Linked DNA regions of Homo sapiens: region 1 is linked to region 2. The links are chromatin loops, found by intact Hi-C in ENCODE. Cell type or tissue: PC-9. All regions are shown on one strand. Each heading gives the region's core, and the rest is flanking DNA. Links, peaks and the distances in the headings are about the cores only. Region 1 overlaps KTN1 (kinectin 1). Region 2 holds the start of TBPL2 (TATA-box binding protein like 2).

What was found. A loop is a pair of places that touch in the nucleus more often than their neighbours do. Peaks named below come from ENCODE experiments on the same cell type or tissue, not always from the same donor. Only the 100,000 strongest peaks of a DNase experiment are listed, where the experiment ranks them.
Region 1: a loop joins it to region 2, with 4 times the contacts of the local background. A loop is called at or near these places in 5 of 110 quality-filtered maps.

The regions. Positions count from the first base shown.
Region 1 is chr14:55,594,942-55,610,560 of GRCh38, forward strand. All of the region lies in intron 1 of KTN1 (kinectin 1), which reads left to right. Among named protein-coding and RNA genes, the nearest start is that of KTN1, 23 kb to the left of the region's middle. In PC-9, for the core only: no CTCF peak of the experiment used is centred there; DNase peaks (open chromatin) are centred at 11,080 and 14,920; H3K4me3 peaks cover 450 bases; H3K27ac peaks cover 2,767 bases.
Region 2 is chr14:55,439,584-55,455,202 of GRCh38, forward strand. It overlaps TBPL2 (TATA-box binding protein like 2), which reads right to left and starts at 1,033. Exons shown (of 7, transcript NM_199047.3): 1 at 813-1,033. The coding sequence starts at 866. It also overlaps a transcript of FBXO34 not described here. RefSeq lists enhancers at 6,673-6,762, 7,837-8,337, 8,102-9,301. In PC-9, for the core only: CTCF peaks have their summits at 6,772 (motif pointing right) and 6,972; a DNase peak (open chromatin) is centred at 8,708; H3K27ac peaks cover 2,760 bases.

The DNA.
Region 1 (15,619 bases), core at 7,568-15,567, 160 kb after region 2:
TCTGGAGTTCAGAGTTACCTTGCATTCAGTCTGCACTTAAGTTGTCTGCACAGAAAAGCACCACTAGGGCAATAACAAACACAAGTTGTTCACAACACGGGAAATAGAACACATGCAGAAAAGACGGAGTTGTAGGAGCTGGAAGCTCATTGACTTTCTTGCTCTGCATATGTACACGAAGCATATCTAGGTTCATCCAGTGTACTGTATGTACAGTATAGATCTGTTCCATATGATTTACGCTGATGGGAAATAATTACGTTGAATAAAACATTGAGTCTGAAATCATAAATGTTGAAATTTCACTCTATAGAATATTTTGTGTGTGCTTAGGTAAACAGTCACTAATACCAAAAAAGGTCATTGCTTGAAAAGTGGTAATTTTCAAGAGCCATTTTGATGAAAACCAGTTAAATGAACAGCTCATTATGTGGTTAAGTCTGTAGTAGACTTAGTAATGTGGTGTTCCAGCTTATCTGAACTAGTTGTCAGAATTTCTGCTATTCTAACCAGGTAACTCAGAGTAACACAGGATAATACAAATCTTACGTTCTGAAACCTTTAATTGGTTTGCCCTTTGTTCTCATCCTCATATTCAACACATTTGTAAACTGGCAAGATTATCTTTAATTGATTAAAATGTTAGTAAGGTCAGGCTTAGTTTTTTGGTACATTGTTAAGATACTTTCTAAACCATTAATTGTCAACTTTGGGATATTATTGTTTAACCTTTTAAATATTCTTCAATTTATGCCAGTATTCAGCCATGTTCAGGATTTATCAATCTTGTCTCCAAGGATAGCTTGTTTACTTTATTGACTGTTCTGACAAAATCAGACATTCCATAATGTGTATTGGGTTTTCCTGATTTAGTAACCCTTTTATTTAAAAAGGTATCGGAGTGATTTTTTTTAATAGTGACTGGTTTGGCGGCTGGGCGCGGTGGCTCACGCCTGTAATCCCAATACTTTGGGAGGCCGAGGTGGGCGGATCATGAGGTCAGGAGATCAAGACCATCCTGGCTAACATGGTGAAACCCCGTCTCTACCAAAAATACAAAAAAATTAGCTGGGTGTGGTGGCAGGCGCCTGTAGTCCCAGCTACTCAGGAGGCTGAAGCAGGAGAATGGTGTGAACCTGGGAGGCGGAGCTTACAGTGAGCTGAGATCGTGCCACTGCACTCCAGCATGGGCGACAGAGCAAGACTCAATAGCAAAAAAAAAAAAAAAAAAAGTAAAAATAAAATAAATAAATGGTTTATAGTGGATGGCTTTTGATGTGCCTATATTTTTTAGTAACATTGTCTGGATTTACCTAAAATAAATTCATCAATTTTAATTTGACTACTTTCTATTTTTAGTACATGATATTTAATAGCTTTTACTTTTTTCCCCCTAACTCTTAGGCATTTTCTAATAGTGAGGAAAGCAGAAGCCTTTCATGGAACTTGAAATGTAGGATCATGGCAGCTGTGTCTGTTGAAGGCAACATCTGTCTTTGCATGGCTGTTGAGGTGATTGTGTTGTAAACATGGATTCTAAGGATGACCATAGGATAGGAGCCTCTACTTGTGGCTATATTTTAGGTTCTGATAACTGATCATCTTTCATCCTCTTACCTCATATTTCTGTTGTCTGGAAGGCAGTCTTTGCAATCACAAATTTTGAAGGTTCATGGTGTGCTGTGTTTTAATTATGTTAATTACATAATTGACATACTTAAACCAACTTTCAGTTGGTGAAATCACAAGGACTACTTTTTCTTGGCGTTAGCTCCCTAAGGTTCTTAGTAAGATCGGGTCTCTCACTAATTTTTTGCTTAGGTTTCCTATTATTGCGAGTGATGTCAAAAGAATAGAACCTTTTTTTTTTTTTGACAAAGTTTTTTTTGCCACTGTAGACTTAAACTTTGTTAATATATCAAAGCTACACTTATTTCCAATTCAAGGTAATTATATCTGTACTTTTTGATGTTTTTTCTGTCATAGACTCTTTTTGCAGCTTCAAGAATAGAACGTTATGGTGAAGTCCATATCATGATAAAACATCCTTGATTTTGTGTTTCAGAGTACCAGTGAACACAAATAGGATTAGTATATACTGTATATATGAAGGATTATTTTGAAAAAAAAAATCCAAAGGGAAGAACTCACAAGGACCACCTATATAAAGTTATTTATGTTCAGAGAAGTAAATATTTGACAACATTGTGCGTTGGACTCTGTGTTGGGCTCCCAGATAGATGGGAGAACATGTATTTGAAAAGGGGAGTTACTCATTTGGCTTACACTTTTTGAGTAGTATAAGCTAAACTTTGTGTAATAAGTGAGTAAAAGTCTTCAGGGAATGTTTTCTTAAGCCATAGTTCTTAAGGTACAATTTCAGAGAATGATAAACACATAAGATTGTGAATGTATTAAAGCAAATGCCTCTTAATTTCAGTGAATCAGAATGAACATTTCTTAAGTTTATCGGATTCTTCATTTGTACTTGTTTTTAGATTGTGTGTAAGATTTTGCTGTTTATTCACAATTTTGCTGTTTGCGTAGATGTCGAATCTCTTTGCTGTTTCTTAAATAGCAATGATAGGAATTTCCCTGTGGAATATGAACATTAAAATTGAAATGTAGAAGGGCTGGCATGGTGGTTCATACCTGTAATCCCAGCACTTTGGGAGGCCGAGGCGGGCAGATCACTTGAGGTCAGGAGTTTGAGAACAGCCTGGCCGACATGGTGAAACCCCATCTCTACTAAAAATACAAAAATTAACAAGGCATGGTGGCGGGCACCTGTAATCTCAGCTACTTGGGAGGCTGAGGCCAGAGAATCATTTGAGCCCGGGAGGGGGAGGATGCAGTGAGCTGAGATCGTGCCACTGCATTCCAGTCTAGGCGACAGTCAGACCCTATCTCAAAAAAAAAAAGTAGAAATGTAGGTTGTAGGAATGTAGAAATTAAAATGTAGACTACAGAATAGATTGTAAGGTTTAGAAAAAAAAATTCAGGCTTTCACCATTTAATTGGTGTACTTAACTATCTGTGAAAATTTGTCCTAATTTCATATGGCTTTGTATACGGAAGCTTGGAGTAATTGAGGGGCCAGAGAGGGAAAACTCTTTGCTAGCACTCTTCTTTGTGCATTCCTGAAAAGTTTATTAGAGAAAAGCAAAGGTCAGCTGTAATCCCTAGTGAAATAATAAGAATATTGCTTTCTCGGCAGGGCGCGGTGGCTCACGCCTGTAATCCCAGCACTTTGGGAGGCCGAAGCGGGCGGATCACGAGGTCAGGAGATTGAGACCATCCTGGCTAACATGGTGAAACCCCGTCTCTACTAAATATACAAAAAATTAGCCGGGCGTGTTGGCGGGCGCCTGTAGTCCCAGCTACTCTGGAGGCAGAGGCAGGAGAATGGCGGGAGCCCAGGAGGCGGAGCTTGCAGTGAGCCGAGAACCCGCCACTGCACTCCAGCCTCGGCGACAGAGCGAGACTCCATCTCAAAAAAAAAAAAAAAAAGAATATTGGTTCCTCAATCAGTCATACTCTGGTTGGAAAGAGGTACTGTTCATTAAAAAAAAAAATTACATTCTGGATTAGTAAATTTCATATAAAGTCTGAATTAATTTTTACTAATTATTTACTAATGTTGATCAGTTTTGTTTGTTGCAGAGCTGACAGACTTATTGCTTCTAAAAACTAATATTCCAGTGTTCAGCAGGGTCTAGAATTCTGTGGCAATTAATGGTCATTGTTTCTATGGAGATTTTATTACATTATTCTTTGGCTTCTATTGCTAAGTACTATGTAAGTCTAAATTTTTCGGTACTCTTTTCTGTATTGGTTTCAAGACTTGTTTGAGTTACACAACGTTACAACAAATGTTTAAATATCTTTTATTCTGTTCAAATTTTGTTGCCTTTCCTGAATTGGAAGATCCATAGCTTTCAACAGTTTTTGAAAATTCTCAGCCACTGTGTTTCTTTGTTCTTTCCTCTCCTTGAATTCCCATTGGATTTATTGGACATTCTCATGTATCCTTTATGTCTGTTAATTTTTCTTTCATATTTTCCCTTATGTATAATTTTTTGTGGTACATTGTCAGTTTTTTAATCGTCTGTCTTGTTTGATAATTCAACTTTATATAGTTATCAGGCCATTTAGCTTTTAATTGCTGGGTGTTTGTATGTCTGTGTACATATGTATGTACACATAATTTATAAAATTCAAGTTCTAATTTTTCTGTTTTTTTATGAGTGTTTTCTGTGTTTCTGATTTCTTTTATAACTCTCATGGCTGAAATTTTTGTTTTAATAGTCTTTCACATTCTGTTATCAGTTTTTTGGGATCTACTCCCTGTTTGTATGTGCTACTCTTGTTTATTTTGACTGGAAGTTCACCTCTGGCAGGAGTATATCTGCAAATACTATACTGTACGGACTAGATTGGACAGAGGTAGTTTTTTTCCAGAGAGATTTTTCCTTCCCAAGAGTTTTTCCTGAGTCCCAGGGCTTTTGTGGCCATTGAGCCATTTTTTTTTTCTTTTTTTTGAGACAGAGTCTCGTTCTGTTGCCCAGGGCGGAGTGCAGTGGCGCAATCTTGGCTCACTGCCAACCTCTGCCGCACAGAAGCACAGATTCAAAGCGATTCTCCTGCCTCAGCCTCCGGAGTAGCTGGGATTAACAGGCTCCCGCCACCACGCTCGGCTAATTTTTTGTAGTTTTAGTAGAGACGGGGTTTCGCCATGTTGGCCAGGTGGTTCTCGGAACTCCTGACCTCAGGTGATCCGTGAGCCATTTTTATGTCAATATTTGTGGTAGGAAGGGGGCAGTAGGGGGAATTGGCAGAAACTGTAGATGAGAATTTAAGGTTGTACAATCTTAATGGAGACTTCTGGCCTTTGGAAAAGCAAACAAGCTTTCTCTTGTGTCTTTTTCTCTTTTGTGTCAATACTACTTATTAAATCTATTTTTTTAACTTAGTGATTTGAAATGGCACTGTGATAATATACCAAACTTTTTGTGTGTATATGGGCTATTTTGCCTTTAATTGGGTGTTCTTGGACAAGAATTAAAAATTCTTATTTACATAAGCAAAACTTTTTCAGTAGTCATTTTTGATAGTATTTGATGTTCTAATTTACATTTCATGTTCAGTTTGTGAGATGTTTTAGGTATTATGTCTCTTCTGGGGATAAGCAAGAATATCCCCAGAAGAGACATAATACCTAAAACATCTGATCATTTTAGTACTTCCATTGTTGAGTGACCTAAGGTGATACACCTAAGAGTTATTTTATTAATATTTTATTAATTAACCCATTATGTTCAACTTTAATACCCTAGCTAAACTTTTCCAAAGGATGATAAATTTTTGTGAATGATAAATTTTGAAGTAAGTTTTTCTATTTGCTGCTAAATTTAATTTCATTAAGTTTAAGCATCAGTTATTAAGACTACCCTGTGGTAGTGGGATTGGACAGATTTGTTATGGTTAGGGTAGAGCTAGGACCACTGGGAGAAGTTATAGGATGATGTGATTTTGGATCAAAACTAAAAAGAACTTGTCTTTCCAAAGAATAAAAGGGGTTTATGGGAGGTATTCATCCCTGCTTTTCAAACATAGGCTGGCTGCCTGTTGAGCTGGGTCTAATCTCTGAGTGGCTAGTTGGATTAGATGGCCCTTTCTTACTCAGAAATCTTATGAAAGGAAAAGCAGGTCAAGATGGTAGATTTTAAGGGGAGGAAAGCTTCTGTACATGGTGTAGCTGTTTTACGGTATGAATTTCATGTTGTAGTGTTAATTTTTGAACAGTTTTGATGACATGTTCTTTTGTCTTCAAAAACTGATTTTATGTGATTTGAAAACTGATTTGAAAGACTATTTTAAAAAGTTATTACTTTTTTGGTATTAAAGCTTTCAGTTTGTCTAATTATAAATTAGATTTTTTTTTTTACCGAATAAACTTTTAACCAGATTATTTCCCATGGAAGTGTTTTTAAATGAGCAGTGCCTTTTCCTGAGAAAATGGGCTGGTTTGGGCATGATGAGTAAGCAAAAGTCTAAAAGATACTTTCAGCAGCTATGACCTCTGCAATTCCTTTTCAGTTTCTTGGGAAAGCTGTTCAAATGGATTGATCTATTCTCATATTAAAGGGAAAAAAGTTTGATTAAAAAATAGAAGTCTCATTTGTTGTGACATGATACCTAATGGAGAAATTAAATTTCATTACTCATTTCTGGCATTAGTTGTATTCATTTCACATTGGGTTAGCAGTACTTTAGAATGGATATTGCTGAAGTAAGTGGTGTGTTAATAAGATGTGAGTCATAGAAATAACTGTGTTGCAGTTTAAAAGGAGAAATTGTACCATAGCTTTGAAATTTTAGTGTGGTCTATAAAGTTAATCTTAGAAAAGATACTGTAAATGGGATTCCCATGTTGGGGAATTCCAATGTTTGGATTTCCTGGATTGTTTTGTCTTTTGCTTGCTTTGAATGTTTTTCCTCTTATTTTAAAAGATAATTGTATAATTGCGTTGTGCACTCCGGGGCCATTATACTTTTGGTGTAGTGACTGAGTAGGACAATAGGAATTTAGATGAGTTTTTGCGTTTTGATGGCCGTTTCAGGAAATGGTTAATGCTTTGTCTATTTTTCTCATTGAATTTTTTGTTTTTTCAAAATGATTTGTAGAGTCATTTATTTTTAAAAATTCTTACTGCAAATGGAATATACTTACAAACATTTAAACATATAGAACTATGTAAAATGAGCCTATTTTCTTGTGTTTTGAAGTGCTTTATATTTTTTCTTTTTTTCAGGTAGATTTTCGTTCCGTCACCCAGGCTGGAGTGCAGTGGTGTGACCTTGGCTTGCTGCAACCCTTTGCCTCCTGGGTTCAAGTGATTCTCATTGCCTCAGCCTCCTAAGTAGCTGGGATTACAGGTGCGTGCCACCGCACCCAGCTAAGTTTTGTATTTCGGTAGAGACAGGGTTTTATCATGTTGGCCAGGCTGGTCTTAAACTCCTGCCTCAAGTGATCCACCCGCTGTGGCCTCTGAAGGTGCTGGGAGTACAGGTGTGAGCCACCACGCCCGGCCCTCAAGTGCTTTATATTTTTTCTTATGTTTGAAACTTTATTTGGATGTTTTTAGTTGATTTGAATGATACAGCCTTCTACTGATTAGAAATAACTTAGAGCAAACTAAATTTTTGTATGTATTTAGATTTGTTTTAGATTTTGAGTTCAATTTTATTTTCTTTATCACACTGCAGTATGTTGCTGCCTTGCTATATTAGTTGAAACCATTTACTGTCTCATAGAATTATATGCATGTCTGTGTAAATAGAGAATAAGTGCTCTGGAACTTTAGGAGGAGAACTAGCTGTAGACATGGTACTTGAGCTGGAAGAGTAGAACCATATGGAGGCTCAAGTTAGGATTTTTGCTCTAGTTAGGTTTGTAGATACTATATACTTCCTTTCGCAGTGAGATTATAAATTCATTTAAAGTCGGCAAATTTATTTGTGAACACTGTCAAATACCCTGCATTCAAAAACTTCAGTGGAAGATTAAAGTGAGTGCAACTTACAAAGAATGAAAACTACAGCAATAATTAAAATGTGTTTTATAAGACCTTCAACACTGTCTTTTTTTTTTTTTTGAGAGAGGGTCTCCCTCTGTCGCCCATGTTAGAGTGCAGAGGTGAAATCATGGCTTACTATAGCCTTGAGCTTCTGTGCTCAAGCGATCTTTCTGCCTTATTCTTCCAAGCAGCTGGGACTACAGGTGCATGCCACCACGTCTAGCTAATTTTTTATTGTTTGTAGAGACAGGGTTCTGCTATGTTGCCCAGGATGGTCTTGAACTCTGGGCTCAAGCAGTCCTTTCTCCTTGGCCTCCCAGAGTGCTAGGATTACAGGCATGAGCCACCGTGCCTGGCCACCATCTTTTTTCCACTTATTCTCTGCTTATGACTTTGCTTCTCATTTCGTAAAGAGAATAGTAGCATTAGGAACAGAATTTTCACAAATGTCTATACCGTCTACCTCCTTTCCTGTCCTGGGTCTGTGCTTTTATATTCTTCCTTTATGTTTCTACAGATGAACTGGCTGTGCTACCATCTAAGGCCAGTCACTCTATCTACTTGTCCAAATTCTGTCTTTTCTTGCTATTTGAAAACATTGCCTCTCACTCCTGCATCATTGTTCTTTCCCTTTTTACTGGATCATTTTTTTTTTTGTCAGCATATTATCATGCTGTAATTTCTCCCATCTTTAAAAACCAAACTGTTAACCTCATATTCTCCTCCAAGTTCCATCTTATTTCTCTGCATCCTTTCATAGGAAAGCTGCTTCAAAGAGTTGTCCACACTTGCTAGAGTTCTTCTAACTTTTAAATTCATTTCAATCAGGTTTTGATCACCACTACTCTACTGCTTTGGTCAAAGTCACCAGTAACGTCTGTGTTGCTAAATTCAGAAGTCAATTACTAGTTTTCATTGTATTTTACTTACCAACCCCATTTGACAAAATTGGTCCGTCTCTCCTCCTTAATAGACTTTATTCATCTGGCGTCCGGGACAGCAAACTCCTAGTTTTCTTTATAGCTCTCCTCAGTCTCCCTTGAGAGTTCTTCATTTTCCTGTTGTTGAATTTCAGTGCTTCAGTCTTGAGACCTGGTCTCTATTTATACCCATTTGTTTGGGATTTTATCCAAGTTTATGGCTTTAAATATAGTCCATTTGCTGAATACTTCCAAATTTATATCTCCAGCCTTCACTTGTCATGTGACAACTCTTATTTAGCTGTCTCCTGGACATCTCCACTTACCTAAAACCTAACTCCTTATCTCCAGCCTTAACCATGTCCCTGCCACTTTTCCCCTATCTCAGTAAAGGGCAGCTCCTTTGTTTTTGGCCTAGTCTAAAAGCTTTGGAATTGCCTTTGGCTTTGTTTATTCTCTCGTACCCCACATCCAGTCCATCAACAAATCATCTTGGCTCTACCTTTATAAAGTATCAAAAATTTGACCATCTCACCTGCTACCATCATCTCTAAATTATTTCAGTTGTCACCTAACAGTTCTCCCTGATTTCACTTTCTCCCTACACCCTTCCCTAGTCAGACCCCTCCAGTAGTTTTCCCATATTACTGAGAGTGTTAGCCACAATCCTTTTCCTGTAAGAAACTACATGAATTGTTAACCACATCCCCTCTCCCTTTCAAATTCTCTTTGACCTCATCAGTTTATCCTTTTGTTCATTCTACCCGAACCACGTTGTCCTTACTGCTCTTGCTCATATATAGCAGGTATGTTACTGTCTCATGATCTTTGTGCTTGCTCTTCCCTCATTCACTGTATTTTGCTCTTCACTTAGATATGGATAGCACCATGGCTCTATCTTTAACTTACTTCAGGTCTTTATTGAGATGTCATTTTTTAAAAATGAGATAATCTCTGATCATTCTACTCTAAATTTTAACCATTAGGAGTTTGAGACCAGCCTGGGCAACATGGCAAAACCCTGTCTCTATATTAAATAATTAAAAAAAATTAAATAAAATTTAATGACTGTCCACATCTTCCTGTGCTCCCTATTTCTCTTCCCTCCTTATCACTATTCTTGCTACTTGTTACCCTTTCATATACTGCATACTAATTGTTGGTCTGTCTTACCACTTAGTAGAATGTTAGCTCTGTGAGTGCAGGGTTTGTGGCCCTTTTACTGCTGTTTACTCAGAATGTCCTAGAGCAGTCCTGACATATGGTCAGTGCTAAATAACAAATGAATAATAAAGACTATTGTGGAAGAGAGTTGAAATTACATATTCATAGGTTTGATTTAAGCTGGGTTTTGAAGGATAGGTGGAGATTTCATACAAAGGACATGGCAAAGATTTTTAGATTTGATTGCAGGGATAAGGTGAAGTGCTTTAAATGGAACTTTAGAAGGTGTTTCCTTTGGTTGCCTGATTTAGAATCCATAGTAGCCTCTTACTGCTGATTTTTCCCACTTGGTTGACTGCTGATCTTTTCTAGCTGGTCGTCCCATATTTTCTTCAAAATCTGATCTAGAACTCCCAGATAGGAACCTATTCCTATATTCTTAATCTTGTCAAGGGGTTTCCTCATTTATGGAACCTTCCAGGCATGACATGTTGGAATTGTCTTATTAGTGTCCTCACTCACTTTCAGATAGTTGCGTTTTCTTATTAGTTGTTCCACCCAAGTATTTCTGTGTTGAAATTGATTTATTGTCATTAGATCTACTTAAACTACTGAAAGTCATTTTAATTGGTCTCCTTGCAACTATTTTTAACCTATCCATTTGGTTTTATTTATTTAGTTAGTTATTTGAGACGGAGTATTGCTCTGTCGCCCAGGCTGGAGTGCAGTTGGAGATCTAATTCTTTAGCTCGTTTCTGCTGCCTCTTGTTCATGATGGCTTATCACGTGTTCTGTTATTTTGCGTTGTGGGCTTATATCTGGATAATAATTTTTAAAAACCTTAAGGAGCCTGGCTTGGGGAAGGAGTCCACCAAAGAGGTTATGCATTTGTTTCTGCCACGGGTACTCTGGGCACCACCAGCTGGGGGCCACTTAAATTTTTTGGCTGACATATCCAAGATCATGCAAGTAGTTTGGGCCCTAAAGCCATGTGAGAAGAAACTCATGGATAAAAATTTTTAAGTAAGACTCTGAGTGAAGGCCAAATTGGGACTAAAAGCCAAGACTCTTGCCTTCCATTTTACTGCCTCATTATATTGCTATTCACTAATCTTAAAATAATTTACTTTTGCTCAGGATATATCTGCAATATAACACGCATACTGTATTTGAAGGTTATCAACTACATGATGGCTAATATTTACTTTTAGCAGGAGGAGTTCATTGTATCTAAACCTTTTGCAGAATGGAAATCTAATTAAATGATACTTGGCTACCAATAGTAAACTTTTTATCACTGTAGAGTACTTACCATAAATCATTTTTCTTAAAAAAAGATTAACTTGTCTGTTTAAAAAAAAATAAGATAGTAATGTGGGTTTAAAGAAAGGTAAACATGGTATGAAGAGTGTGGCACGTTTGGAATGCCAAGTATTTAGATTCAGTGTGATCAGATTACAGATAGTTTTTTTTGTTGTTTTTTGTTTTTTTTAACCTATGAACATTATTTTTACAAATAACCTATAATAATAGCTTTCAGCTTAGGCCTCACAGCTACTTCTGTAATATTTTAACTGTATTCAAATAATGAAATAAAGCTCTTATAGGCTACTCTGGAAGCCTGTATATCTTAAAGGTGTATTCATTTAGTTGTCCAGACATTGATTTATACTGGAATTTTTATGAAATTATGCATTCCTGTGTTGAAAATTACCTTTCCCTCAACTTACTGTTTTTGTTTTTTTCAAATGTGTCTGCTTGCTTAGTATGTTTTGTGGTGGAAAAAGATTTTCACTGTGTTCAGATTTCAGTCTTGAATTTTGATTTGTTAAGTTTTTGCTAATGGTTTTTTTGAGCCACCCCAGCTGATAAAATTGTGTCAGTTGAAGGACAGAAATATTGATAAAATTAGTTTTTTTGTGTCATTTGTTTTCATTGTTTTTAATGTGAAGAAAAGGATAGCAGAAGCAAGAGCAACTGAAACACTATAGTAAAAAATATAATTCAAAATTGTTGTATTACTTGAAATTTAATAGTATACTTATCAAACTGCCTCAGTTTTTTCTCATAATGTTAACAATTCTTATGTTTATGTATTTAAGCTTTTAAAAGTTTAGTACTGTGCATTCAGTTTGGTTACTTAAATTATTGTTTCAATGTGCAATTTTAAAAGTTGAACAATTAACCAAACAGTAAAATGTTTGTAATAATCTCCCTTCAAAAAATGTAATGATTCTCATTTTTTAGGTATCATCTATGAGTGTATATAATACTCAACACAAAACTTTTAGTCTTTCTGCTGTGTAATGTATTTTGCTGCATTACAATCTTAATTATTTTAAATGGTTGTGTGATGTGTCTTCACATGTCCCACACTGAAACAGTTTCATTGTTTTATTATATAGACAGTGTGGTGTGTCTTGTATATACATAAATATATTATCCTTTTTGGTTAAGCAGCTCTATTGAAATTCTAATAATTGCCGCCAGATTTTTATATCACTTAAAATTTTAGGTTTCACTTCTTTGTTATATTAATATAAATTGGGTCATTGTGCCTTCTGAGAAGTTTGTAAAATTTAACTCAGTGATGTGTCTCAGGTTTTGTATGAACAAATGTAAGTTATAGGAGAGCGAGTAAATAGAATTTTAAAACTATTTGATTAGTATTTGTAATACGTACTCTGACGAAACACGACTTACATATTATGCGTGTTAACTTATTATAATTTTTTTTTAGTTCTTTTAAGATAGGGCAGGAATGAAAACTCTCAATATAGAGCAGGATTTTAAACCTGGGGCCCGTGCATATTCTTCAGGGAATCCAGAAACCTGGAGATTATATGTAAAACTTAGTGAGTGTGGATACTTTTTTTCTTTGAGAAAGCGGGTCAGTATCTTTATCAGTTTCTTGAAAGATTTATGTCCGAGTGAAAGATAAAAGACAATGGTGTGGAATGTGGTTTTAAAATAGTTTGGACTTGCTTTCCTATTGTTCCATGGATATTTCTCTCCTGGTTCTCTTGACAGAGAAATCCTATTTGCCACCACTGGCTGTTTATTGCATTCAGATTGGAATCTATTATGACTTATGTGTGATGAGGTTAAAGAGGTAACTAATATTAGAAAGGGTAAGCCAGGCTAGGTGGTACATGCCTGTAGTGTAGTTCCAGCCACTTGGGAGGCTGAAGTGGGAAGACCTCTGGAGTTTGATGCTGCAATGCGCTATCATAGGGATTGTGAATAGCCAATGTGGTCCAGCCTGAGCAGTGTATATATAGAGACCCCATTTCTTAAATGTGTAAAAATACTACACATTTTTTGTGAAAACTCGGGTTGTGAGTTAGCAAAAATCACCAGTGTTATTTCTTCCATGTGTGAAAGAACAACATGAGCGTCTACATGTCTCCATGTTTTTCAACTCAACAAACATGTATTGAATTGTATACTGTGGACTTAGAAAATTTTAATGACCTGGTTCTTATTACCCAGAGCTAAATTAACTTTGTCTCAACCTCTTTACTTTTATTTTTCAGTTTTGCCTCCCTGCTTTTAAAACTTTGTCTTTGTTCTTCCCTGAATTTTCCTGTTTCATTCTCAGTTCCTTTTTGTCTCCTCTTTTTTCCTCCTCATGTAATTCTGATGCTCATGGGTAAAATGTGAATTTGAGGTATATTTATTGGTATTGTAGTATTTATTCAATAAACACTCATGTTTTGCCTTTTTAAAATAATATTTTATGAATTTATCATAAACAAAGTTTAAAACTAGAGTATTAAGGCAAATGAGACTGTCCCCATGATTCTGGCACAACTCCTTAGTACTGAACTTGCATACATAAAATGTTTTGATCATATAATTACATATGATTTTGACTTTTTAGCAGCATTGAATTGAATTTAACAAAGTTTTAGTGTTCATGGTTTTAATACCTATACTTTGAGTTGATATTTGCTGATTGAAATCATTCTGATTTTGAATGTTTTATTTCTTAGTTTTTATGTAATATTGCTGTGAACTTTTTTTTTTTTTTTTTGAGACAGAGTCTCGCCCTGTTGCCCAGGCTGGAGTGCAGTGGCGCGATCTCAGCTTACTGTCACTGCAACCTCTGCCTCCTGGGTTCAAGTGATTCTTTTGCATCAGCCTCCTGAGTAGCTGGGATTACAGGCGCGTACCACCACGCCCGGCTGATTTTTGAATTTTTAGTAGAGACGGGGTTTCACCATGTTGATCAGACTGCTCTCGAATTCCTGACCTCAAGTGATCCGCCTGCCTCGGCCTCCCAAAGTGCTGGGATTACAGGCATGAGCCACCATGCCCAGCCTGTGAACATCTTTCTATATGTTTTTTTCTTGCAAATAAATTCCTAGGGATAAAGAATTGGGATTGTTGGGTTAAAGGAATGCAAACATTTTCTTCTTTTTTATTCTTCTAAAAAAAAAAAAACAGGATACATGTGGAGAACGTGCAGGTTTATTACATAGGTATATGTGTGTCATGGTGGTTTGCTGCACCTACTGACCCATCCTGTACGTTCCCTCCTCTCAGCCCCCACCCGCAACAGGCCCTGGTGTGTGTTGTTCCCCTCTCTGTGTCCATATGTTCTCAGTGTTCCACTCCGACTTATGAGTGAGAACATGTGGTGTTTGGTGTTCTGTTCCTGTGGTAGTTTGCTGAGGATGATGGCTTCCACCTTCATCCATGTCCCTGCCGAGGACATGATCTCATTCCTTTTTATGGCTGCAGCAAACATTTTCTTGATTCTTCATCTCTTGGTGTCTAGTTAGGTTCCTCTAAATGCATAGTGAGACTCAGGTGAGCTCAAGTGAAGGTGAATTGAATTGTGTGAAGAGAGACTCCCGTGAAAATCCAGAGACAGAAAGCTTGATTCCTTCACGCCTATATATGGGACCTGGGAAAGGAAACTAGAAAATCATTAAAACATTTGAAGAATCAGTGTTTCAGAATTCTTGTGGTCTCATACCCTCTCTTCTTGAACATTTGCTACTTTTTCTTTCTATACAGGTGAATTTGCTGTGCTTGATCATAATTTCTGCTTTCCTAAAACCTAGGTTTGTACAGGGCTGCAGCTTATTCATTAGGCCTTTTTGACTTTTACCCCTTTTTTCAGCTTCTATTACTGCTGCTAAGTGCCTTAGCGTCTCTTCTTCACCAAAGCAAAAACTCGAAGCATTCCAACTCATTGTTTTGTGTTTTTTCTCCCTCGACTGCCCAGCTTTTGTTGAATAGGCTGTGTATTCTATGGATGCTATGTTTAAAAAAAAATTCTGGGCTCTTTTAAAGCATTCCTGGTTGACGAATCACACTTAATGGAGGCACAGTGAAATGTGTCTAATTTTAAAACCTGGATAGTTCATGTTAATTTGAATTATCAGGGAAACAATTCTGTATGGAGTTTCTTTTAGTATTTTGTTAGCACATGATTCCTTTTCCCCCTTAACTTGTTAAAACCTTGTCTTAGTAAATCTAGGGTATAACTAATACTATTAAAAAATTGCTTATGGAAGTATGAAATGTTACTTCAGTCATATAGATTAATAGCATGCCTGTTGAACAAACGACAGTCATTCCTTGGTATATGCAGGAGATTGGCTTCAGGACCCCTGTGTATACCTAAATCTAAGCATGCTGGAAGTCCTGGAGTACTGTGGAACCTGAGTATACAAAGTTGACCCTCCATATACTTGGGTTTCACGTCCAGCAAATACGTATTTTCAGTAACAATTGGTTAAAAAAAAAATTCATGTGTAAGTGTACCTGTGCAGTTCAAACCCGTGTTGTTACAGTTCTGGCAAAGTCTTATATTCAATAAACTCACATTTATCCAATTTAAAATCAGGTATTTTCTTAGGTGTAAAATAATTCTTAGAATAAGTTACCCGTTTAGGTAGAATTTGGTTTCTTTATCTAATCATGACATATCAAGACTCTCCA
Region 2 (15,619 bases), core at 2,764-10,763:
AGTTCAACACCAGCCTGGGGAGAAAAGCAAACCCCCCCCCGTCTCTACTAAAAAATACAAAAATTAGCCGGGCATGGTGGCTCACGCCTGTAATCCCAGCACTTTGGGAGGCCAAGGCGGGTGGATCACGAGGTCAGGAGATCGAGACCATCCTGGCTAACACGGTGAAACACTGTCTCTACTAAAAATACAAAAAAATTAGCCGGGCGTAGTGGCGGGCTCCTGTAGTCCCAGCTACTCGGGAGGCTGAGGTAGGAGAATGGCGTGAACCTGGGAGGCAGAGCTTGCAGTGAGCCGAGATCGCGCCACTGCACTCCAGCCTGGGTGACAGAGCGAGACTCTGTCTCAAAAAAAAAAAAAAAAAAAAATTAGCCAGGTGTGGTGCGTGTGCCTGAAATCCCAGCTACACGGGAGGCTGAGGCACGAGAATCGCTTGAACCCAGGAGGCGGAGGTTGCAGTGAGCTGAGATCGCGCCACTGCACTCCAGCCTGGGCGAGACTCCATCTCAGAGAAAAATCAATCAATCAATCAATCAATCAATCAAAAACCAGAACAACCTGGGAAGGGCCATGTAATCTGGTAACTGAGTGAACGGTTCTGGATTCGTGCTAGATGAAGTTCGAGCTCTGTTTGGCAACCTTGGTCAAATTATTTCACTTTTCGAAGCTTCTAACCTTCAACTTAATGACTTGGGAAACCAAGCCCGCCTCTTATGGTCGCTATGAGTTTTAAGAGGAACGAAGGCAAAGCCCTTGGCACAGGACCGGGCGGGACTTGGGTCCTGACTCTGGGACAGTGGCGGCAGCCTCACCTGAGCGGCGCACTGGTCCAGGTAGAGCTCCAGGTAGGTCTCCTCCTGCTCCATGGACCGTAATCCCACTGTTGGGGGTGGGGGCGGGTAAGAGGGTAAGCGCGGAGCGAGCAGCCTCGGAACCCGCTCCGGCCAGGGCGCAGAGGCCATTTATGAGCCTGGGGGCAGCGAGGCGGGGCGGCCCTCGGCCCAGGTTCCTGCAGAGGGCGCGAGAGAAGCGTTGGGCGATGGGCTTGGAGCGGGATGCGGAACCCAGCTACCGGCCCATGGGCGCTGGGAAGCGGAGATGGGCTAGGGGTGGGCCGGAGAGGGGCGTCTCGCCTGGGGGCAGTCACCCCACTCTGCCCGCAGCTGGGAAGGGCCTGGGCCTGCAGATTTGATTTCCTTCGATACTCGCAATGTGGTCTTTGCTCCCAGGAGAGAAATTCTCGGTGCAAGTGCATGGAAAGTGAGAAAAAAAAAGGGATTTTTTGTTGTTGTTGTTGAGATGGAATCCCACTCTTTCGCCCAGTGCCATCTTGGCTCACTGCAACCTCCGCCTCCCGGGTTCAAGCTATTCTCCTGCCTCAGCCTCCCAAGTAGCTGTGATTACAGGTACGCACCACCATGACCTGCTAATTTTTGTATTTTTAGTAGAGACTGGTTTCACCTTGTTGGTCAGGCTGGTCTGAAACTCCTGACCTCAGGTGATCCACCCGCCTCGGCCTCCCAAAGTGCTGGGATTACAGGCGTGAGCCACTGCACCCAGCCGTTTTTCTAAGAAACTTAAATACTAGGTTTCCACCCTGTCGCCAAGGCTGGAGTGCGGTGACAGGCGACCATAGCTCACTGCAGCCTCGACCTCCTGGACTCAAGCTCCTGCCTCAGCCTCCCTAGCAGTTGGAATTACAGGCGGGTGCCACCACGCCTGGCTAATTTTATTTTTATAATTTTTATTTTTAGTAGTGACAAGGTCTCGGTATGTTACCTAGGCTGGTCCTGGACTCTTGGTCTCAAGCCATCCTCCTGCCTCAGACTCCCAAAATGCTGGGATTACAGGCATGAGCCACTGCATTCCGCCAGGGATGTTTTTTTTCTCTTGAGCAGAGTGAGTGGAATGAGTCACCTTACCTAGTCAGGTGTAGTATTTTTACATTATCATTACTTCTCACCATCAAATCCCACGTGGTTTTTCTCCAGTCACTGAGCGTTCCGTCTAAAGCCACATACAAAACAGTGTGTTGCTGCACAGTTAGGGTTGAGGAAATCTCACGAAAATAACGCAAAACATTCAGAGAGGGTTTCTCTTTCCTGAAATCATTATTTTAATTTTCAGTGCCTGCATAAGAGCTTAACTGTGTAGAACAACTTTATAAACATAATTGATACCTTTTTTCTTTTCTTTTCTTTTTTTGAGACAGAGTCTGCTCTGTCACCCAGGCTGGAGTGCAGATCTTGGCTCACTGCAACCTCCGCCTCCCAGGTTCCAGCAATTCTTGTGCCTCAGTCTCCCGAGTAGCTGGGATTACAGGTGCCTGCCACCATGCCCAGCTAATTTTTGTATTTTTAGTAGAGACGAGTTTTCACCTTGTTGGCCAGGCTGGTCTCAATCTCCTGGCCTCAGGTGATCCACCTGCCTTGGCCTCCCAAAGTGCTGGAATGACAGGCACGAGCCACCGTGTCTGGCCTATAATTGACACTTTTTATGTAAGATACGTAAAAATGTACAGATTCCCGGGTGTGGTGGGTCATGTCTGTAATCCCAGAACTTTGGGAGGCTGAGGCAGGTGGATCACCTGAGGTCAGGAGTTCAAGACCAGCCTGGCCAACATGGTGAAACCCCATCTATACCTAAAATACAAAAATTAGCTGGGCATGGTAGTGTGCGCCTGTAATCCCAGCTACTCAGGAGGCCGAGGCAGGAGAATTTCTTGAACCTGGGAGGCCGAGGTTGCAATGAGCCCAGATCATGTCACTGCACTCCACCCTGGGCAACAGAATGAGACTCTGTCTCAAAAAAAAAAAAAAAATGTACAGAGGCAGACATAAAATACATCTTTTTTACTAGATTTTGCTCTCTGAGAGCAAGAATTTTGATAACTAATTTTAATGTCTCTGTACCAAGCTTATCTGCTCAGTAAAACTGGATGGATGAAGGAAACTGACCTTAGAACGTAGCATAGGAAGCACATTATAGTAGAGACAGCTCATTCTAAGAATCAAATCACAACAAGTCTTACAGAATTTCTAATTAAGAATAAAGGAAACATTTTGATGAGATTGGAATTTCATATAATTGCTTACGATGGTATTTAATTTAAAGGTTTGTGTTGAGATAACCTACACATTTTTTTAGCACAGTACCTGCCTAGTAGCTCAAATATTAGCTCTTAATTTTGTTATTAGACTGTTATAGACTGAATTGTTTCCCCCCAAAATTTATATGTTGAAGCCCTGATTTGATCTGACTGTTGTCCTCACAAGAAGATGAAATCTGGACACACAGAGACACCAGGGATGTTCACACAGAGAAGGCCAGGTGAGGATGCAGTGAGAAGGCAGCCATCTGCGAATGAAAGAGAGCGGCCTCAAGAGAAACCAGCCCTGCTGACACCTTGATCTTGGACTTCCAGCCTCCAGAACTGTAAGAAAATAAATTTCTGTTGTTTAAGCCACCACAGACTGTAGTATTTTGTTGTGGCAGCCCTACCAGTCTTACACATAGACTTATAAAGTCTCTCATCATATGTGGTAGGCAGAACGGTGAGATGCCCCCTAAATTCCTATCCCTAGTATATACACACCTTCTCCCAGTTATTCAAATACCAATCTAAGTGCTGCTATGCCGCACTTTACAGATGTAATTAAGGTCCCAAATCATTTGACTTTGAGAAAGAGTATCCAGGCTTTTCTTCGGTAAGCCTAACCTAATCAGGTGAGCCTTTAGAAGGAACTGGCTCTTCTTTGGGAGAGAGAGTCAAAATCTGAGAAGGATTTGCCATGAGGGAGATTTTTCATTGCTGGCTTTGAAGATAAATGGGGCCAAATATTGGAAAGAATGTGGGCAGAGCATGGTGGCTCACTCCTGTAATCCCAGCACTTTGGGAGGCCAAGGCAGTAGGATTGCTTGAGTCCAGGAGTTTGAGACCAGCATGGGCAACATAGTGAGACCTCATCTCTACAAAAAATTTTTAAAAAATTAGCCAGATGTGGTGGCATGCACCTGTAGTCCTAGCTACCTGGGAGGCTGAGGCAGGAGGATCACTTGAGCCCAGGAGGTTAAGGTTGCAGTGAAACATGATTGCGCCACTGTACTCTAGCCTGGGCAACAGAGTGAGACTTTGTCTCAAAAAATAATAATAATATTTAAAGTAATAATTAAAAAAATAAAAATCATATTGGAAGGAATGTGGGTACCTCAAGGAGCTTAGAGTGGCCCACATTTGACAGCCAGCAAGGAAATGGGGACCTCAGTCCTATGACTGCCATCAATCATGAATTGGCTTGAAAGTGGATTCTTCCCAGAGCTTCCAGAAAGGAGTTTAGCATGGCCAATACGTTGGTTTTAGCTTTGTAAAGATCCTGAACAAAGAAGCTGGCTATGCTATACTCAGATGTCTTAGAACTGCGAGCTTGTAAGTTGGCGTTTAATTGCTAAATTTGTGGTAATTTGTTACTTTACAAGAGAAAACAAATACATCAAAATTATAATAAGTAGAGACACAAATTTGCAGTGATGTGCCATGCAAATAATAGAGGAATAAAATGGTAATAAGCTCATTTGGGTAAAAGGTGTACCAACGTTCCTTATTTTTATTCCTGTAACTTTTTGTAAGTTTGAGATTGTTTCCAGGTAAAATGTTTCAAAATATAATATTAGTGATTGTTTTGTGAGTGTTTTAGTTGTTTGAGATTTATACAAGATCTTGTTTTTTTTTAAATTATTTTTTGAGATAGGGTCTTGCACTGTCACTCAGGCGGGGAGTGCAGTGGTGCGATCTCAGCTCACTGCAGTCTCTGCCTCCCGGGTCCAAGCAATTTTCCCGTCTTAGCCTCTGGAGTAGCTGGGATTACAGGCTCGTGCTACCTCGCCCAGCTAACTTTTGCACTTTTTTTTTTAAGTATAGATGGGGTTTCACCATGTTGGCCAGGCTGGTCTCAAACTCCTGACCTCAGGTGATCTGTCTGCCTCGGCCTCCCAAAGTGTTGAGATTACAGGTGTGAGCCACTGCGCCCAGCCCAAAATCTTAAGCTATTCTTTTCTGGGAATCAAAGATTGCTATGGTTTGATTGACTAACAGTTAATTGCTAGCATTTATTCAGCTCTTACTATGTACCACACGCTATTCTAAGTGTTTCACATATATGAACTCATTTAAATGTCTCGAAGACCTGGTGAGATAAATACTCTTTTTGTCCCCACGTTACAGTTGAGGATACTGAGGCACAGAGAGGTTGAGTAACTCGTCCCAGAGTGTCTGACTATGGAGTCATTTGCTATGTATTGTCCCTTACCAAAGGCTTACATAGACCATTTCAAATTAGTTTGTTTTCTTTTGAACTGTGGTGGTTATCTGTTTTGATTCTGACTTTTTTTTTTTTTTGGCTTCAGAATTTATAATATTTTATACTTTGGCAAAAAAAGAAGAAAACCGAAAAACTACTATATCCAATTCATTCTTTTCTTTCTCAATTTACTGTTGTAAAGATTAAATGCCTTAAATAGAAGCATATGTTAACTTTTTTTTTTTTTTTGATATAAGGTCTCACTCTGTTGCTCATGCTGGAGTGCAGTGGCACAATCACAGTTCACTGCAGCTTTGACATCCCAGGCTCAGGTGATCCTCCCCGCTCAGCCTCCCAAGTAGTTGGGCCTCTAGGCTTGCGCCACCACACCCAGCTAATTTTTTGTATTTTTTTGTAGAGATGGGGTTTTGCCTTGTTGCTCAGGCTGGTCTTGAATTTCTGGGCTCAAGCAATCCACCTGCCTTGGCCTCCCAAAGTGCTGGGATTATAGACGTGAGTCACTGTGCTGTGGCCATACGTAAACTTTTACTAAGCACTTTGCAAGTATGAAGTATTGTTATTAGAATCTTTAAAAGAATAATGTTAAGACAGGAGTGCATATTCATGGTCATGAAGAGTCTTGAACAGAGGTCAATTCTATGGAAAATATGGCTTTTACTCGTATTTTAAGAGGACCTGTCCCTCCTCACAGAAAAAAAAAAAAAAATATATATATATATATATATATATATATATATATATATACACACACATATATACATATAATATATATTTGAGACACTCCAGGCTGGAGTGCAGTGGTGTGGTCATGGCTCACTGCAGCCTCAACCTCCCAGGCTCAAGTAATCCTCCCACCTCAGCCTCCTAAGTATTAGTTATGACTGCAGGTGTGTACCACACACCTGTCTACAGGTGAAAACTCCCATCTCTACACAAAATTTTAAAAAATTAGCTGGAAATTAAAACAAAAATTTTTGTAGAGCTGAGGGTCTTGCTATGTTGCCCTGGCTAGTCTTGAACTTCTGGGCTCAAGCAATCCCCCCCCAACCTTGGCCTCCCAAAGTGCTGGGATTATAGGCGTGAGCCACAATGCCTGGCCTCTTCATAGACAATTTAAAAATGAACCTACATTCTACATTAAATATAATTTATATGTAACAATTTAAGAGTTGAATTGCTTATGATTAGTTGATATTTTATAGACATTTAATCAAATTCACTAATTTCAGTTTTGGAATAGAAAAAAATGTTTGGAGTCAACAGACTTTCTTAGCTCTCAAACAATTTTACTGTCCCTTGAAAAGCTCCTAAGCCCTGGGCACTGAACCTCAACCTCTCAAATGCAGTCACGTCACCACTGGGGCCTGGGATTCTCTGGCAAGAATAATGAAGATGGAAATTCAGTGTTGGAGGGATGTTGAGAAACATTGTTCACTAGGGGGCGCACTTTCATCTCCATGAGGGGAATACCTTCTGGTTTGGGGAGAAAACAAACAGCTTTGAGGGGAGAGAGGAAAAAAAAAAGGGGGGGGAGCATGCATTCCCTAAATGTTAAAGAAAAAAAGGGTAGCTACTTCTCCATGGCAGAAGACCAGAGGGTACTTCCAAAAATAAATAAGATTAGTTACTGTATCAGTCAATGTGAATATATGTGCTATTTTATACAAGGAGGTCCTATTTATAGGAGCTAAACGGAAAGTGCTTGTAGAGTAATCCACATTCACACTATCTTGATGGTTGTTAAATGTGAGGGGCAATTTCGCTGCCCAGGAAAAAACGGAAAAGAATTTGCATAAATGAGATTAGGTTTCTAGAAGCCATGTTGGGAGAGAACTTTTTTTTAATGGTGGCAATATTTGCTAAATGCAGCCTTCTCTTTCTTTTAGAAGCCATGGACATTGGGTGTGATTGATCTCTACATGGAGCTGTCAGTTTCCAGACAGTGATTTTATACACAAGAATAGGGAGGTGGATTTGAGCACTGCACAGAGGCCTTTTCTAGATCAAAATTCAATGAATTCTTGTCCTTTCAGTAATCGTTTGAAATAAAAACCCACAGTAATTCTTCCTCCCCCTTTTTGGTGGAGGTGGAGCATGAACTTCAGCATCTGGGAAGGAGCCTGTGTAATGGCTTAGTCAGGAGCTGCTGAAGCACAACACAGATAACCTTGATCTCCATAGTCTTTGCTCACCAACCCCAGTCCACTGAAAATCTTGAATCATAATGGTGCAGCTTTCCTTCTCAGGCAGTGCTATACACTGGCCATAAAGAAGACTTGCTGTGTTTAAAGTTTCTCAGGAAAATGGCTTAATTTCACGTAATATTAAAGACAAGAATTAAAATTTCACAAGTTTCTTTTTCTCCCTTGACTGATCCCTATTATTTTCTTTCTGTGTGAACATATTCCATCACAGCGTTTCTACAATAAATAATGCATTCTTTTAGAAAGCATATTATAACTGGGAAGTGTTATTTATAAGCATCGTTTTGGCAGTTGTTTCATGGAAACAGAACCAATCAATCAGCACTGATTCTGGGCAGGAGAGAGTTGCTTTACCATTTTCCACGCTGAGCACATCAGGGATGTCTGATCCCAGACAGTAGCTACCTGTCTCCTGCCACGCACAGCAAAACAGGGAGATTAGGTTTTACCGTATTTGCTTGGGAAAATATGGATGAAGATTTCAGCTTCTGTCTGCTCTGAACTCCACTTTTTTTTTTTTTTTTTTGAGACAGGGCCTCACTCTGTCGCCCAGGCTGGAGTGGAGTGGCACGATCTTGGCTCACTGCAACCTTTGCCTGCTGGGTTCAAGCAATTCTCCTGCCTCAGCCTCCTGAGTAGCTGGGATTATAGGTGCACACCACCACACCCAGCTAATTTGTTTGTATTTTTAGTAGAGACGGGGTTTCACCACTTTGGTCAGGCTGGTCTCGAACGCCTGAACTCAGGTGATCCGCCTGCCTCGGCCTCCCAAAGTGCCATGCCTGGCCTGAACTCCACTTTGTGTGCACCTGACTAGGAATGGATTTTTGTATGTGTTTGTACTTGTACTAACAATGAAAATCTTCTATATACATCTACTAGGTACCCATAAAAATTAAAAATCTTCTAGAAGACTTCGGTCTGAACCACGTATCTAGAGCACTGGCCTTCTAGAAGGCAGCTTTATAAAATAGCTCATGGGATTATGTAGGGGAAGATTATGGTGTGTGTAGAGAATTACCAGAGCCACCACTAAAGGCTTCCACAGCTCCTGTGAGGTCCTGGAGAAGCAGCAACCTTTGGGAGGAGGCCGGAGGCAGAAGTGAGTCAGCACACCTACCCAGTTCCTGAGAAGAGGCTCCCTAGGGCCACTGAGTCACTCTTCCCTTAAGCCTGGGAGTCAGCCCCTCCCCTATCCCCTTTTTTTCACTTCTATTTCAGAACCACATCAGTGCTAAGAGGTACAGTGTACAGTGGGAATAATAAAATATAATTACCATGATGACAAATCAGCAAATGATGCTGTTTATGAAAGGAATTCTTTGGATATGCTGTACTTGGAAACACCAGACTGGCAACTCTCCAAGTTGTCCTGCTTGTAAATCAAAGGGAAAACTGTTGGCAGGGAGTTTTGACCAAGACTTTTCACTTCGGGGAAGACCTGAGTACTTTCCTGCTGGTTGAATGTTGCATAGAGGAGTCACTCTTCACGACATTTCCAAACATGTCCCTGTATTGACTATCTCAAGATGACTTAGCTGTCATTCCCTCCTTCTCCCTGATATGTTCGCTCGTCCATGATTCTGTGCGAGATACTTTTTAGAATCCATGAAGGCTGCAAAGATGACTATCTTTAAGGAACTTACAATATAGTAGGGACAATATATGATAATAAAGATAAGGATAATAATAGCACATATGGATGATTTGCTATGTCTGGCTAGTGTTCTAAGTCCGTTAAAACTTCTTTTTATCAAAATAATGCTATAGGCTGGGCACAGTGGCTCACGCCTGTAATCCCAGAACATTGAGAGGCCGAGGTGGGCCGATCACCTGAGGTCAGGAGTTCAAGACCAGCTTGGCCAACATAGTGAAACCCTGTGTCTACTAAAAATACAAAAATTAGCCTGGCATGGTAGTACATGCCTGTAATCCCAGCTACTTGGGAGGCTGAGGCAGGAGAATTGCCTGTACTCAGGAGGTGGAGGTTGCAGTGAGCTGAGATCACACCACTGCACTCCCAGCCTGGGCAACAGAGAGAGAGACCCCATCTCAAAAAACAAAAACAAAAAAAACCAAAACCCAAAATAATGCTAAAAATAAATGTAATAATCATCTCTGTTTCAAAGATGAGGAATTGAGGCCTACAGAAGTTAGGCAACTCACTCAAAGATAAGCTGTTCATACAAACACAATATCACAAAGTCAAATTCAGTTGAGTTTCTTGGCAGTTCATAGGAGGGAGAAATTCCTTCCTGGGGCTAGACATCAAGGCATATTTCATAAAGGAGGCAGCAAGAGACCAAGGTCTTAAAGGGTATACGGGTTAAATTGTGGCCTCCCGAAAGACATATCCACTCGGAACCTGTGGTTGTGACCTTAGAAAAGGGACTTTGTAGATGTAATTAAGGCTCTCAAGATAAGACCACCCAGGATTTAGGATGGGCCCTAAATCCAATGACAGGTGTCCTTATATGACAAAGGCAGAGGGAGATTTGAGACACTGAGACACAGAGAGAAGAAGGCCACACATGTGAAGACAGGCAGAGATTGGCAGCCCCAAGCCAAGGAATGACAAGGGCTGCCAGCAGCCAGCAGCAGCTAAGAGAGAGGTATGGAGCGGATTGCCCCTCAGAGCTGCCAGATGGAACTAGCCCTGCTGACATCTGGATCTTGGACTTGTAAGAATACATTTCTGTTGTTTTAAGCCACCCGGGATGTGGTAATTTGTTACAGCAGCCCTAGGTAACTAACACAAAGAATACGTGAGAATGGCTGTGAAACAACAGCTCAAGCAAAGACACTGAGGTGGAAAAATACAAAGGCTTAGGTTTGTTGGCTTTGGTTTGTCTGAAGCATAAGGATCCTGAAATGGAATGTGTTGTTTAAGATGTGGATCATATTATGGAGGGTTTTGAATGTCAGGTTAGGAAATGTAGATTTTATTTGATGATCAGTGAAGAACTTGTTGAGTTGTGTATTCAGAAAATGAAGGTGTCCCTGAGCTAACAGGAGGTAATATGGGCCTGAACTAGGGCAGGGACAGTGGAATGAAGTGTTAAAAGAAAAACTTCAGCTGAATTGAATTTCAAGGAGTTTAATTGAGCAATGAACGATTCGTGAATTGGGCAGCCCCCAGAATCAGCAGATTCAGAGAGACTCCAGGGATGTCTGGTGGTCAGAACAAATTTATAGACACAAAAAAGGGAAGTGACATGCAGAAATCTGAAGTGAGGTACAGAAACAGTTGGATTGGTTACAGGTTGGCATTTGCCTTCTTTGAACACAGTTTGAACACTCAGCAGTCTATGAGTGGTTGAAGCATGGCTGCTGGGATTGGCCAAGACTCAGCTATTGTTACAGGCACATACTACTAAATTAGGTTCTCAATCTTGTCTGCCTATTAAGCTAGGTTACAGTTCGTCCACAGGGACTGAAATATAGAAGTATGGGGTCCTTCTTGGGCCATATTTAGTTTGCTTTAACAGAAGGGACAGAGAGGAAGTGTGTTGCAGGACTCAAAGAGACTTGGCAATCAATAGATTCTTGATCTAACTTGCTAAGTAGGTTGGTTCATGTTTTACCTGCTGTTGTTTACACGTGTTTGTCTTCTGGGCTGCATAACACCCACACTCTAAATGAGCTACCCCAAGTCATTTGGCTGCCTGTCAACTAGGATTATTAGCTTTTTCTGGCTCCCTGGTAATTAATCTGTGTTCTAGGTTGAGGACTTTCCCTTCTCTGTCTCTATTCCGCTTATGTGAGCTAAACCTTTGGAAATTGTTTCAATACCCCATGTCGCCTTCCTTTGGTACCTGAGCTGGGGGCAGGAGGCAGGGTTTCAGGGCAACTATGCTGGCCTCACTCCAGCATCCTATTATAGATCCTGTCTCAAAACACTTTATGCTGAATATGGTATAGAGGAGGCCTTGATCAAGCTGTGACATCTCAGACAGATGTGAACCTTAGAGCCATGTAAAGAAGTTGGACATTACCAATGCCCTGGAGACCTTGAATGTGGTCTGAGGCTTCAAGCCTTATTAGCATCATATTCTGTTTTTTAGTTTCCCCAAATCACACTGACCCTTTTGATCTGGCTTTCTAATATTAGACTAGTGGGAAGAAAAGAAGAGGAACCAGTGTTTACCCAGGGCTTACTCAATGGCCAGATGTGGTGTAAGGTGCTTTGTATACATTACTTCATTTAATCTTTACATCAGAAGTATGAGGCAGGTGCTATTATCCTCATTTTACAGATGAGGAAATTGAAGGGCAAAGCAATTAAGTCACTGCACAAGGTCACACCGGGAATAGAGCTGCCAAGATACAACCTTGGGATTTTCTCAGATATCACACCACCTCTTACCCAGGATATATTTTTTTTCAGTGTTACTAAGGTGGCAGAATTCAGTTTTTGGCATATGTGCAGGATTTGGCTGGTGCATGCTGGGTTTTGACTTTGTGCCATGATTTTGTACGATCATTTCCCCTGTGGTCCCTCCTATAGCACATGCCCTGACCTAGCACTTCCTGGACATCAGCTTTGAGAATGTTTGAGAACTTTCCAGGCTGATGAACTTGTGCTGTTTTCTGAAGGAACAAGAGCATGTTTTAGCCTCACGTGGAAGTTTTCTGGTTGCATGCCTAGGTTTGGTTGAATTGGAAAGAGTGAATAAAATGGATCCTCGTATATAGCCTTGATCTCTGCATTGGTCTTGGAAAAGAAATGACTTTGGTACAGTAACTGTGGGTAGCACTGCCTGTAAAACCTGTGATGTTAGGGCCTCTGTTCACACCCTCTAATCTCTAAACCCAGGCCAATATCCTTAGGAACCAAGCCAACTGTCCTTGGTCCATGCTGTTTTTGTCCCATCTTCCACCTGCTCAACCCCAGAGTGCATTTCTCCTTCTTTCTGCAATCCTGAGTCTAAACGTTGTTCATACCTCCGCTCCAGATCATTTCCTCCATTAAGCCTCTCCCAGCCAGCTTTCCTTTTCTGAATTCCTGCAGCCAGTTTGCTCATATGATGCTCTTGCCAGCTCCCTGATTCTGGGTCTGTGTATTATCTCTTTAACTGACTGTAGCCTCTTAGAGTGAGGAGTGCAGTCTTCCTTCTGACCCCATGGTGCCTGGCATAGTGCTGGGCATGCAGTGGGGGCATCAATTATTGATTGAGATCTACCTTTCAGATTCCTGCTCTCAGAAAATGGAGTAGAATGGAAGGGCTGTCTGTCTCTAAATGATAACAGCACATAAACTCCTGGATGGAAATATACCAACATTCACAGGGGATATTTCTGGGTACCGAGCTTATTGGTGGGTTTCATTTCTTCTTTGAACTTTTGGTATTGTCCAAATTTTCTACAATGAACATTTATATTTTACTTCTTACAAAAAGAGTATTTTATAAAAGTGCATATTACTTTTAAGAGAAAGGACAGTGCCTTTTTTCCATCCCCATTTCTATCTCCTTGATGCCCATGGAGATATGATTTTTCGATTTAACCATGTGCTTCAAGATCAGGAATCTAGATTTCTCTTTAGCCCTGCTATTGACTTTTTAATTTTTAATTTTTTAATTTTTTGTAGAGATAGAGTCTCATTTTGCTGCCCAGGTTGGTTTCAAACTCTGGGCTCAATGATCTCCCACCTCAGCCTCCTAAAGTGCTGAGATTACTGACTTTCTGAGCGCCTCTTAAAACTCTCATTGCTTTGGTGTCTCCATCTGTAAACCTGACCAAGTGATAAAGGAATTCTTATATCTGCCCTTTTCCAGAACTGTAAGGCATTTGATGAGGAAATGTTGCAAAATCACTTTAAAATAATCTGATAAATGTTTACAGACCCAAGTTATTTGGCTGTGCATGCCCCAGATTTCTATGCACCCCATTCTCTGTGCAACTCAGTTTTCTAAAGCACTTTTTGTTGGAAACTCAGCTCTTTGTTTAGAATATTTTAGCCTCAAGAGTACTGTCTTAAAGAATATTGGAAGACATATGGGATTTCTGCTGAAAAGTACCATACTAGGACTGTATACTGGGAGGCAGAATAGTGCTGTGGCTAAAAGTATAGGCTTTGGACTCAGTGTCCCTTGTCCTGAGAATGTTTGAGAACTTTCTGGGCTGATGAACTTGTGCTGTTTTCTGAAGGAGCAAGAGCATATTTTAGCCTCACGTGGCAGTTTTCTGGTTGTATCCCTAGGTTTGCTTGTATTGGAAGGAGCGAATAAAATGGGGCCAGGTGCGGCGGCTCATGCCTGTAATCCCAGCACTTTGGGAAGCTGAGGTGGGAGGATCACCTGAGGTCAGGAATTCGAGACTAGCCTGGCCAAGATGGTGAAACTCTATCTCTACTAAAAATGCAAAATTAACTGGGTGTGGTGGTGGGCACCCATAATCCCAGCTACTCAGGAGGCCGAGGCTGGAGAATCACTTGAACCCAGGAGGTGGAGGCTGCAGTGAGCCGAGATTGCACCACTGCATTCCAGCCTGGATGACGGAGGGGGACTCTGTCTCAAGAAAAGAAAAAAAAGCGTCCTCTTATATAGCCTTGATCTTTACATTGGTCTTGGGGAAAAAAAAAGACTTCGATACAGTAACTGTAAGTGGTACTGGCTGCAAAACCTGTGATGTTAGGACCTGCTAACGGAAGTTAACTTTGGCCATGATGTTTAATCTCACTCAGCCTCAGTCTTCCCATCTGCAAAATAAGGACATTAAAAGCAATTGCCTAAAGAGACAATGTCTAAAAGTTTTAGTATAGTGCCTAGCCATGCTCAGGGGCTTAGTAAATTTCAGGTACATTTCTAGAACCCAGATCACCTTGCTAAAATGTAAAGTTTACCTCACTCCATGCTTCCGCAAATCTGCATTGTTTTCCACACTGAGTTTAGAATAAAACACAAATTCCTGAGCCTGGGCAAACAAACATAAACCTTCCCATCTTCAGTTCCCAAATGACACTTCCAGGCTCTGAAAAAGCTCTGAGTATCATTGTTCCTATAGTTCCCTCAGCTGAGAATGTTATTTTTCGATTCTCTGTCTTCGGAAATCCTTCCTAGCCTTCAGATGCCACCTTCTGTGTGGAGCCCTCCTTGATCTCCCAAGACAAAGCTAAGACACAGTGTTTCTTCTGAATGCCCATAACAATTTGGCCTGTGTTTCATTTAACCTTGTCCTACATTTCATTGTTTACACTCCCTTCTGGATTGCACACTCCTTAAGGAGTGGAAGGTTGTTGATTCGCTTTTGCATCCAGATAATGCCTAACAAAAGATAGGCAGCCTTTCATAAATGCTAGGCGTGCTTAGTATAATTCCTTCCTGATAGGAATCAGCAGCAGCTCTAATGCTTTTTAGCGGCAGCATGTTTGTAGAGCAGCTAAAGGGGAGGTTTGAGGAAGGACTGTGCCTGCTCTTTCCTTCTTTCTACCCCCAGTCCCCAGAAGCAGAGATAGAGTTCCTAGGTCTCCAGCTCTGCATGCTTGACTAGCCTCCCCTCGCAGCGTTTTTGCTGGAGAGGAAATAGAAATTGTTCCTGATTTAAGTGCATGCATCCCATCAGAGGCAGGCCAGGGCCCCTGCGTCTTATGAGTCAGCAGGCATTAAGCCAAGCTCATCTCTTCCCCTTACCTAAAAGCCCACAAAGCAGTAAACTCATTATCACTGCGCAGAGAATAATGAATAGGCCAAGGACAGATCAGTCTGGATTGTTGCCAGGGCTGCTTTTGTACGGAAACAGGCAGCGAGCCATTTTGCCTTCAATCGCTCGTTACTTACACTACTCACTGCCTGAACCAGAGACACCCACTTGACATTATGCAGTAGGTACCCCGAATACTGTTATCAAACAACTAGGTCTACTTGCCTGGCACAAAAATCCAAACACTGACATCGGGATTGCAGCGAGAGAAAGTGAGGCATTTATTGCCTGGCACCAAGCAAGGAGAATCAGGCAGCTCAGGCTGAAGACCCAAACTCCCCAAGAGCTTACAGGTAAGGATTTTTAAAGGCAGGAAGGCAGAGCTTACAGGCAAAATCATAAACCAATACAGGAAGGCTGGCCGGGCACAGTGGCTCATGCCTGTAATCCCAGTAC